Regions from separate parts of the Mus musculus genome. Here region 1 is linked to region 2. The links are chromatin contacts, found by Hi-C or POLR2A ChIA-PET in ENCODE. All regions are on one chromosome and are shown on one strand. Each heading gives the region's core, a stretch centred on a gene start or an enhancer-like site at or near the end of the contact. The rest is flanking DNA. Distances are from core to core; before and after follow the strand shown. Region 1 has its middle 14 kb from the start of A330009N23Rik. Region 2 overlaps Acvrl1 (activin A receptor, type II-like 1).

Region 1 (5,852 bases), core at 1,507-4,006, 94 kb before region 2:
CTGAGCTATGGCAGGCACTCAGGTCACTTCAGGAGCAGCTGGCCGTCAGCTGATCGTCCTAAGGACCATTCATCATGCCCCCAAGTCCATTCTGCTGAGCCATGGTTATTTCCGAGTGTGGACAGAGCGCAGGTTGTATAACAGGCTAGAAGCTAGGAGATGGTTTGAGGGAAGCTTGTGGCAGGGTTGGGGTTGTTCTCACCTTCTCCAGTCAGAGTAGCACCTCAGAGCGGAGGAGGAGGAGCCCCGAGGCTTGGAAGGGAAAAAGGGAATCCATCACTGAGGAGAGCGACACAGCCTGTCAGCCTGCTTCCTCCTTCTGGATCCAGAAGATAGGCCATCCTCCCTTCCCACGCATTAATCCCTCTCCCCCAAGCTCTGCCTTTGCTCGAATCTGCCCTGTTCCTGGGCGGGGGTGGGGGGTGGGGTGGGGGAACCCTGTGCCAGTTCCCACTGCTCTCCATTCTCCAGTGGGTAGTCTGGACTCAAATACACCTTCATGGTGTGTTTCCAGTGGCTTTACTATAAGGAAATGCAAGAATATCTTCTTTGAGGTGTGGTCGTGACTTCAGAGACCATGACAGGGGACAAATCGCTGTGGTTTGAATGCCAGCCCCGTTCGCATGAGCCGGTCTACAAACCAACTACTTCATGCCTCACCTTCTCCCCTGAGTCACGAGGATCTGAGCAGTTTGTATGCATGAGGCACTTAAACAGCTCCTGGCCCAAGGTCAGCCCTGTGTAAGTGTTGGCTATAATTAGACAATATTTTCGGATCACTTTCCTCGGCCTTGGCTCCTAATAAGCACTTGGTGAAAGGCACTTGTTATTTTTATCTTCCTTCTCCCTCGCTAACTTAATCCCTTCCACAAACCCACCTTCAGTTAGCCTCCCAGCAGTGAAAGTGTGTGTATGTTACATTTCTCTAACGTTTACACTTACAAAACACTTCTGTTCCGACCTCGCGGCAAACCCGGGAGCTAGCAGCGCACTCAAATGATCGCTGTCATGTTGCAGAGCCAGGAACAGGGTGTGATCTGTCTAGTGGCATCAGCTGCTAAGGGGTGTGTCCAAGCCACCAAGCAGGGTATTCTGACCTCAGGCACCGGGTGCTTGCTTCTGGATGATATGGCCCGGGGCATGCCAGCTCCAGGCTGCCAGGACAGATTCGCTAGGGGAGGGAGGAGAGCCCCTACTGGTTCCAGAACTGAGAGCACTCCCAGAGTGGGAAGAGCCTATGTTCTTTATAATTATCCCCCATAGCACCTAGAAGCTTACCAGGAGCTGTGTGGCAGTGCCCTCCACTGGCCATAAGTGGTACTGTCGGCTTTTAGAGGACGGAAAGGTAGCTCTATCTACACATAGTTATAGAAAATACCCAAGGCCTAGGAGTGCCAAGTCCTCTGTTAGGAATCACAGAGGTCAAACGAAACTCTCAAAAAGCCTTGGGCATGGGGCAACTAATTGAGAAAGAGACCCAACATTGACCTCTGGTTTCCACATATTCACACACACACACACACACACACACATACACACACACACACACACACACACACACACACACACACAGGTATATCCACAGGCATGTACACACATGAACTTAGACATATACAATGCACTGGGCATGGTGACACATATCTGTAATCCTGGTGCTCAAGAGATATGAGGATCTGTGTAAGTTCAAGTCTAGCCTGCTCTACCTATCGATTTCCAGGCCGGCCAGAGTTACATAATGAGACCTTTTCAGAACAGAACAGAACAAAATAAAAACAAAAGCAAAACAAATTGAAGTCACCTTGTGCTATCTATTGAATTCCAGGTGAGTCTGGGATACATAACAAGAACCAGTCTTTTAAAAGCGCTAGTCTTTTGTGAAAACACATCATTCTACTTAAAGAATCTAGAATATATATACACACACACATATACATACACACACACACACACACACACACACACACACATATATATACACATATATGTATATGTATACACACACACACACATGCGCGTGCAGGGAAATGCCAGGTGCCCAGAAAAAACAATGAGGCCATGCAGGGCTGGGAAGAGAGCCCAGTCAAAGAGGCAACAGCCTCCGCCCCTTTCTTTCCTTGATGGCACAGGAGGCGAAGCACCACGTGGCTCCAAGGGTCAGGTGGCTGGAGACCCATCCTGCTCAGGACAATGGGCTGGAATGGCACACATGTGGCGCCGTACAGAGCTTCACCTCAGCCTATGCAGTGCCTGCCTGCACCAGGTTCACAGGGGCAGACATAAAGGTTTCACAGAACAAGGACTCGAACCTGACTTTGCCTGGCTCCAGAGTCTAGGCTCTTAACCAAACGTCATCTCTTGAAGAATAAAAGAAAAAGGCAGGACACAAATGTATTACGAACGAGCCCCACTTACCTTACTTATATGCTTAGAAAACAGGCTGTAGGGACTGGTGGGATGACCACCCGTGGGGAAGGGCCCTTGCCACCCCACAAGGGGGTAGGAGAGAACTGTCTCCCACAGGCTGTCCTGTGGCCTAGACACACATACTAACCAAATAAATAAAACATAATAAAATTTTTAAAAGAAAAAAAGATTGAAGTCTATATAGTCTTTGGTAGTGTGCTAAGACCCGCTCTCAAAACAAAACTAACAAACAAGAAAGGGCTGAAGCCCGGAAGCCCCCTAGGAGCCCAGGTGACAAGGTGATCAGGCGACAGTGCCCGAGTTTGGCAGCAGAGGGCGACGCCGCTCCTCCGCTCTGCCAAGAGGCGGGGACCACAACCCTCGCCTGCATCTTCCTCCCCAGTAGGGAGAGTCTTGTCCTTCCAGGCTGGAGCTTGGAAGTGGGAGGGAGGCTCTCCCCACGGGAAAGCGATGCCTCTGAGGTGGGAGGCCAAGCCGGAGGGGTGGGGTGGGGTGAGGTGGGGTGGACGTGGGCAAAGAGGGCCCATGTGTGCAAGAAGGGCCCGGGTTGTGCGAGGGCCCGGGTGTGCAAGAGCCCAGCAAAGGCGGAGAGGGCCTTGTCGCATCTCCCGGACTTCTGAGCCACTGAGATTGGCTGCTGTGGGACGGCGGTTACTCACTTGGGCGCCGCCACCTGCTTCCCTCCCAGCTCCCTGTGGAACACTAGGCAGAGTCCCCATGTCCACCCACACCCTGCTCCTGGCGGCTCCACCTCCAGGAGAAAGCCTGCCTCTGCAATTCAGCCGTCAGCCTGTCTTAGAGCAGGCGAAGGTGGTGAGAGCGAAGCCCAGCTGACTCTACTCGGGTGTCTTCTCTCCATTCCAACCCACTTCAACCAGGTCCAGAACTTGCATGTCAGCCCTGCAGTCTCTCCCTCAGCTGTTGGGGCAACTGGAGTCTGAGATTTCCTACTTCCGTCGCTTAATTGTTGATCTACGGATGAGCCCAACCTGCTGCGTGCTTCTGCTCCAGTATCCACCTCCTCCCCTCATCCAGAACTCTGACAGCCCCCAGCACCCCTGCAGGTCCCACGTATAGGTTCTGACCAGCTAGCCTCCAACTGGTTGGGGACTGGGCATCTCCAAGAGAATCTTCACCTTACACGTGTTTCACCCAACAGTATGGAGGGGTTCCGGACCAATGGGAGGCATAGATCCCCCTGGTCTCCCACCCCCAAGGGAAGCTAGACCTCAGTAGCTCTATCAATACTTACAGCTCACGGTTCTGGTGGGAATGGATTCTAGATCAAGGATTTGGATCTAGAGTAATCTATATTCAAAATCCTATCAATACATCCTTACCATAATATCTGGTGTTTTTTTTTTTTTCTTCTTCTTCTTGGTTTTGATTTTTGTACCTTTCTTGCTTTCTGAGACAGGGTCTCAATATGCAGCTCTGACTGGTCTAAAACTTGAGATCCTCCTGCCTCAGCCTCTAAAGTACTGGGATTATAAGCAGCCCTGATCTTTCTCCTTCTCCTCCCTAACCCCACCACCGGGGTTCTTTCTATATTGCCCAAGCCGACTCCCATGCTCCAGAGCCCTCCTTTGCCAGCCTTCAAAGTAGCTGGAGCAGCATGGGCACACTACTCTACTCAGCTTTAGGGTACTTGGAAAAAATCGGATGCCCTGGAGCTAGCACAGAGCACCTGGACCATGGCAAGGGGAATGAAAGGGGAGGGGCCGTCGGTGCTGTTAATTGTTCTCTGTGTCAGCCCTGTTCTGTTCACTATGGTAGTACTTGTTTGAGCAGAGAGTATAGGGTTGGAGCTGACCGTCCATAGGAGAGGAATCTGGAGAATCCCATACCGGACTGTGGTTGCTGTACAGTTGGGGGTTGTCACCCTAAGAGCTTGATTTTTGAGGGGGTTTTGTTTGTTTGTTTGTTTTAAGATTTATTTATCTTATGTATGTGAGTACACTGTAGCTGTCTTCAGACACACCAGAAGAGGTCATCAGATCCCATTACAGATGGTTGTGAGCCACCATGTGGTTGGTGGGAACTGAACTGAGGACCTCTGGAAGAGCAGTCAGTGCTCTTAACCGCTGAGCCAACCTTAAGAGTGTTTTGAGGGAACCTGAGAAACTGGGCGATACACACTGACCTGGAGCTTCCAACAGGAGTTGTTGAGAAAGAGGCTCAAAGGCAACATTTGTATAACTTTTACTTTTTGTATAAATTTGCATATTCTCTCTTGAAGGGCCAGCCTCCAGGAAGGGAAGACTGGCTGAAGCTGAGGTTTCTCCTAGAAATCGCAGTGTCTGGCAGGTTAGCAAGCATCCCTTCTCCCCTGTCCAGTGAAGTCTGGGGACTCTCAGGCTCCAACTATGTTGGTGGAAGTCAAGTGAGTTCAATATCTTGGATTTATCTGTTTTGTCTCCACAGGGACAAAGGTGCTCCAAACTCCCACTCAATGCCAGGCCCTGAGCTAGCAGGCAGAGGAGAAAGGGGTGCGGTTTCCTTCCTTGATCACCTGTAAGCTGTGAGACATAACAATGGGGAGTGATTCCAATAAAAAACTAGGGGACAAGAAAGGCTCCAGATTCTTGGAGTGTGAAGCAGAACACAGGGGAGGTCGTGGAGGGCAGGATCTAGAGGTGCAATGCTCGGGCCACCACCAGGGGTCAGCACCCTGCTCTGTTATCTCTGAGGGCACCATCTCCCCCCTTGGGTCCTTCCTTCTCTTAAATGCAGGACTAGGCAGCCTCCCAGCCAGACAACTTGACATCTCTCTTGACCTTGGGAAATCCCATATCTCTTTCATCTCTCCAGCAGGCTGGTGAGCAGAAAGTACCTCCCAGATCTCACCTCTCTGGCTGTCCCCCAGCTTATGTTCTCTGGTGTGGTTTTACTGGGGGATCAGAAAGTATTGTCGAGCCAGTTCTTCCAGCAGATTCATTTTTATGTGCCCATAAAGCCCCTTCCCATGCCTAGGACATATTCATGTGCCCCAGAACTAAGTTTTTTTTTTTTAAAGATGTATTTATTATATGTAAGTACACTTAGCTGTCTTCAGACACTCCAGAAGAGGGCGTCAGATCTTGTTACAGATGGTTGTGAGCCACCATATGGTTGCTGGGATTTGAACTCCGGACCTTCAGAAGAGCAGTCGGGTGCTCTTACCCACTGAGCCGTCTCACCAGCCCCCAGAACTAAGTTTTAAGAGCCCACCCCTCTCCCCTACCTTGGCAGGCATGTTCTCATTCACAGGGAAATTTGATCCTCCTTCTGTGATCAGGCGCTCTTTCAAATCTACCTTCCATCTACCGCTCCTACCCTCATTCTCCTCCCACAAGTGACACTTACCCATTTACAGTTTTCAACCCAGTCCTCACCGACTCTTTGACCCTGACCTCATACCCCCCTCCACCAGGAACCTTTCCTTCTCT
Region 2 (5,623 bases), core at 540-3,039:
TGCCCTGGCTTCTCGCCGCCACTGTGTCTCCCTGGGCAGCCCTCCCCTTCTTGTGTTCCTGCAGCCGGGGATGTAGGTCAATAGGAGTGGGTGGGTGAGAAAGAACAGAGACTCATCCAGACATGACACCCCTCAGGGCAACAGTGGTAACACTTGAACCTGGAAACTGCCTGAAAATAGACAGTGTGTCTATGACATTATGCAAATTGTATGCAAAGTCGAGGAGCCCTCTGTCTCTATTTCTAGCAAACGGAATGTGGTCCTGGTAGAAGCAGCAGCTTGTTTCAAGAGTCGCCCACCCGGAGCGATGACTGCACAGTTACCATCAATCCCAGCCCTGGGACACTGGACTGGGCACACAAACCCCTACCCTATCCCAGAGTAGGCTTCAATGCATGCAGATTTTGCCATCTTTTGGGCTGCCATTTCTTTATTCCGTTTGTATCCCTGACTGACCTCTGAAATCATCTTGTGGCTAAGGATAACCCTGAAATCCTGATCCTCCTGCCTCCACCTCCCAGGTGCTGGGATTGTAGGTATGCCTGGCTACACCTGGCTTTGGGATGCTGATCTTAATGCAAGGGGTAAGCCAGGGGAGGCATTGCTCCTTCCTCACAGGCTAGGGTGAGGTAGGACTGAGAGAGGATGGAGTCTGGGAAGGAAAGGAGCTGTCCATGAAAGCCGGGGTACCAAGAGGCCTTGGCAGAGGAAGGGCTGAGCGTCAGTGTCAAGGCTCAGGCTGCAGGGGCCACCCTCACTCCGTTTTGCATGCCCTACCAACCATACCCTCTCAGGGAGGGATAGAAATGCTTCCTCACTTTTTATATGTAATAAGGAAGTTGGAGGCTGGGGTCACCGCAGGAAATCAGAGCAAAGAGCAGAGAGGCTTGCGATTTCTCTTTCTTTTCCCCCAAGGCAGTAACAGCATGTGCAAGTGGCCAAGAATTTGGGTCCTAGTAACCTCGAAAGATTCTCTTCTAACAGCATGGTGACGGGTCAGTCCTGCCAGATCCTGTCCAGCCCACACGGAACTCTTGCACGGCTGTTTTCCCGCTGCCCTTTTCCCGGTCCTCAACCACACTGTGGTCATTTAGGGGCCTGGCCTGCCAGGCTGTGTGGACTCCAGGGGAAGGAAAGGTGGGAGAATGGGAATGCTATTAGTGTCACCATCCTCTGAGGGCTCCCTTCAGAGTCCTCGGGAAAGGTCTTGTCTGCTGTATGTGCCAGGGAGAGGTCCACGACCCCAGCGCAGAAGGCTGCAGATTTGTGCCCACTTGGGAGGCATGGGGAGCAGACCAAATTGTCAACCGCAGAAGAAACTGGGGCACCCTCCCTGTTTTCCTAAGAAAGGTCCAACACCCTCTTCTTAGAAAGTTTGTATTTCTGGGCTGGATTGAACCAAAAGACTCCTCCCAGCTTCCTTCAGTACGGTCTCCTATTCTCTCTCACCCCTCCAGTGGCACTTTGCTCATAGTTTCTGGGGTGGGGCGGAAGGGGACATGAGGTGTTCTCTGAGATTTCCAGGTAAGGGGAGCTTTTCATTCCGGGGGTGTGGACTAATTGCAGACAAGGGGTGGGGAGCACCTAGGGAGGGAATTAAGAAGGAGCTGAACAGGGAGGGGCGGAGCCGCCTCTGAGTAAGGAAGCACAAAGCTCCTTTGCTAGGTGTGGTTTCCAGGCACAGTCCCTACAGCCCAGAACAGCTGAACGCATGCACGCAAGCACGCACGCTGCGGCAGGGACGGGAAGGAGGGCCCAGGCCTACTGGGAGGAGCCAGCCCGCTGTAGGAAGGGAGCAGGGCAGCCGTGGGCAGCGCATTGGCCAGCAGAGGGCGACGTGGCTGTCATGGATCAGGTTGCTGTCTATCCCGGGTGGGATCTGAAGTTTGAACCTCACTCAGCACGGTTCTAGGTATGGGGGCATTCTAGAGCAAGCCTGTCCCAGGGAAATTTGGTGGTGTGTACTTTGGGATGCTCTACTTCCCATCCCCCTAGGGTTCTCTCTGGACCCCTGCAACTGGACCACTGCGGGGGGGTACTAGCCTGGAAGGCAGCAGAAACTCAGGGGGTCAAACATGGTTTATTGAAGACCTACTACATGCCTGTCACAGGCCAAGTGCTCCCACAAACTGTGTGGTTCCACTCACACACCTGCACTGGGAAGCATTTGAAGATAGTTGTCTCTAGAGGGCCACTCTCCTTGCCACGTTTCCAGTTGTTCAACCCCCCCCCCCCACCTCCACTTAGGATTTCCTGGCCTTGGAGGAGCTACTGTCTTCTGGCTCTGACTGTGGAGTCTGGGGATAAATTTGTTCCCAAGTTCAGTAGAAATAAAATCCTTCAGGCAAGAAAGCGATTCCCTGGCTCCAGTGACGGGAGAACCTTCAGACTTTGCCCCCACTGGTCTGGGGAAAGCCGGACTACTTTCTGTTTTTGTCTCGTTTCACTTCCTGGTTCTCCTTGGTCCTTGCATATTGCTGAAAGACAGGCTTGAGAGAGAGAACAGCGCTGGAGAGCTGGGAGGTCACACTGGAGGAACTCAAGAGGTCGGGGCCTGTGTGGAGCATGATGAACTCTCGCCGTTTCTCCCTTCAGTGGCCAATAGTTTCTAGGCCAGGTCTTCCCAAGATGGAGGCTGACCTTGTCTCTTGCCTGAACCCTGCTTTACCCTTCTTAAGCCTCGCCTACAGTTCACTTCTCTTCAGTCCATCAACCCAGGCTTCAGTTTCACCTGTTCAGTACGTGGGTGAACCCTTCACATTTCTAAATACCAGACTCTCTGTGTTTCTCTAGGCTACGTTCTCCCAAGGCTCACTTTCTGGGGTCTGGCCCAGGGTGTGGGCTTTGGCCAGAGAGTCACAGCCGGGGGTGGGGGTGGGGAGCAGAACCCTGGTTGCTGGAGGCTTCTTGACAGGGGCTAAGTTTCTTTCAGTATTGGAGACCCCAAAGGAAGCCACCCTTGAGCCCTGGGCAGAAGGCCAAGCCGCAGAGGGAGTCAGAAGTTCTTGTACTGCCTGGGTCCTGAGGTGGCTGCTAGCATAGCTTAAGGCAAGAACTGGGGCCTGGAGACTAGCCTAGGGGGCACTTTAGGCCATGCTGGAACCTGGCCGTTATTTACAAACCCCAGCTTGACTCAAGCGACAGCGGACAGGGCATAATAGACAAGACTCAGCTTTCACACAGCCTGAGCTTCAAAGAAAATCAGGCTCTGAGACACCTCAGAGGACATTGAGGCAAAACCTAAGATGGTAAGATGGTGAAGACCTCTCCTATCGAACGGAGCAATGCTGGGTCGATCGCTTCCACCATGATTGACCTTCTCCTCAGAGAGCCCTTGGATTTTGATGACCTAGTGAGTCAGCTGAGATGGTAAGGGGACAGAGGGTGGAAGAGTCAGGTACCGCCTGTCCCAAGAGACTAGCCAGGGGCTCTAATCAGGACAACTAAAAGGCATCATAGAAGCAATAAACACCCACAGAGAGACACTGAGGCTGCTGAGTATCCCTGGCTGAGCCCCGGCAGGTGGAATGTCTGCTGAAGCTGGACAGGGCCCTGTGCCATCCTGGCAGCTCTGACAGTTCAGTAAGGTTGACCAAGGGTAGGGAAGAGTGAAAGCCCAGGATCCGGGCCCGGGATTCCCTGGCTTGGCCACCCTGCCCTGGGAGTGGTAGTGGGTGTACCCTGCTGGCCTTGGGGATGGGGAACCCAGCCAGGCGTCAGAGAGCCGGCCACTTTGAGCAGCCCAGACGGAGGCAGATCGAATTTCAGCTCAGCTGTATTTTTGGCTGGATGGGCTGGGAGCCAAGCTGAGCAGGCACACACAGGGCAGCGTGCACACTCTCTTCACTCCCTCTACCCAGACAGGCTATGTCTTCTGCCCCAGCACACACTTTAGGCAGAGGAAGCCTGGTGGCCCTGGGCTAGTGAATCACTTTGGGCTTCTCTGGATTGTGACTGAGCTTCTGCAATGTCTTCTTTATGCGCAGTGCGGTGAGGCGAGCAGAGGGGTTGGGGTACCAGCACTCTCTCATCATCTGGGCCAGCCCGGAGAGGACCTGGGGGGTTGGGAGAGGAGCAGAGAGGAAAAAGAGGTACATGGGTCAGGAAGATGGAAAGGAGGCCCGGAAATGGCTCAGGATCGGGAGACATAGCAGGAGAAGGGACAGGGAGAGCATGTATTGGACAGGAGGCAAGAGAAGAGAATGGAGCCAGGTGGTGGTGCACACCTTTAATCCCAGCACTTAAGAGGCAAAGTCAGGAGGATCTTTGAGTTCCAGGCCAGCCAGGACTAGAGTGAGAGACAGGATAGCTAGGGTGAGATAGATCCTGTCTTGAAAAACCAAGGGGGGGGTAGAGGGAGGGGGAGGGGAGGAGCTGAGAATGAGGGAGGGAGAAGTGGAAGAAGGTGGCAAAACAAGCAGGAGAGAGCATAGGAGGGTGTGGAGGTCTTTGAGAGCCGCGCAGTGCACGGCCTCTGGTGAGCACCTGTCCCCCACCCCGCCCCCATGGCAGGATCCGCTGTGAAGGGTTTTCCTGCAAGTCTGTGTTGCACCTCTTGCAGCCTGAGACCTAGTGCACAGAGTACCGACTCCCTGCCCCTCCACCAGCCATGACTGAGAGTGAGGCAACGGCGGGCATTGCCCCAAAAGTGCCTGTTTCCCAGAAGGAGCCCATCCTGGGAAGCATAGTGGCCCCTGAACATGGCAGCCTGCCTCCTCTGGTTCCTAAGAGTGAGTATACATCTGTGCGCTGGAAGGTAGCTATGCGGTCTCTTACGTATACACATATACGTTTATTATCTTTTAGTACAAATATGAGTCTTAGTGTAGGCCGGGCACCAAGGTAGCTGGTAGGAATATTAGAATGAGAAGAAGGAGGTGCTTCTTAGAAAAAAGGAGGGGCTGAGCGGGAGAAGGAGGGGCTGAGCAGGAGAAGGAGGGGCTGAGTGGGAGGGGAAAGGATGAGAGACATAATGAGGGGCATATGGTCAAAAATACATTATGTTTGTATAAAATCGAAAGAAGAAATAATTTGTTGTTTGTTTACTTGCTTTTGTTTGTTTGGGGTGTTGAGGCAGGGTTTCTCTGTGTAGCTCTGGCTGACCTAGCACTCACTCTATAGACCAGGCTGGCTTTGAACTCAGAGATCCACCTGCCTCTGCCTCCCATTGCTAGGATTAAAAGCGTGTACCAACATGCCTGGCGAAGAAATAATTTCTTTTAAAAAAAAGGAGTGAGCTGGACAAGGTGTGAAAACCTTTAATCCTAGTTCTCAGGAGGCAGAGGCAGATAGGTGGATCTCCTTGAATTTGAAGTCAGCCTGGTCTACATAGCAAGTTCCAGGCCAGCCAGCACTGCCATAGTAAGTAAGACTCCTGTCCCCAAAACAAAAACAAACTAAACAAAACAAAAAAAGAGCTAAAAACACAGGTTCACAGGTTTTGTCTTCTTGGTGTCATGAGTCTGCTTACTTGTGTATACATGTCTGAGACTGAGTATGTGTGCATGTGTGTGTGTATACATATACACACATATATGTGTGTATTTATTTATTTTTATTTTTTATTTTTCGAGACAGGGTTTCTCTGTATAGCCCTGGCTGTCCTGGAACTCATTTTGTAGAC

The links. A loop is a pair of places that touch in the nucleus more often than their neighbours do. ChIA-PET counts read pairs that join two places held with the same protein, here RNA polymerase II (POLR2A).
Region 1: a loop to region 2 is called in a map of T-helper 1 cell, with 2.1 times the contacts of the local background. The contact joins two enhancer-like sites. A Hi-C loop is called at or near these places in 1 of 37 maps with a recorded cell type or tissue (T-helper 1 cell). POLR2A ChIA-PET finds 5 or more read pairs at or near these places in 2 of 5 experiments (both embryonic stem cell).

What each region holds. Positions count from the first base shown.
Region 1 is chr15:101,236,313-101,242,164 of GRCm38, reverse strand. No RefSeq gene overlaps it. Among named protein-coding and RNA genes, the nearest start is that of A330009N23Rik, 14 kb to the right of the region's middle. Within about 2 kb of position 2,756, at least 3 of the 3 ENCODE cell types and tissues checked have a DNase peak (open chromatin) inside an H3K27ac peak, as active enhancers do.
Region 2 is chr15:101,141,775-101,147,397 of GRCm38, reverse strand. Acvrl1 (activin A receptor, type II-like 1) reads right to left here. Exons shown (of 11, transcript NM_001277257.1): 11 at 2,062-4,055. The coding sequence ends at 3,921. Among named protein-coding and RNA genes, the nearest start is that of Acvrl1, 16 kb to the right of the region's middle. Within about 2 kb of position 1,789, at least 2 of the 3 ENCODE cell types and tissues checked have a DNase peak (open chromatin) inside an H3K27ac peak, as active enhancers do.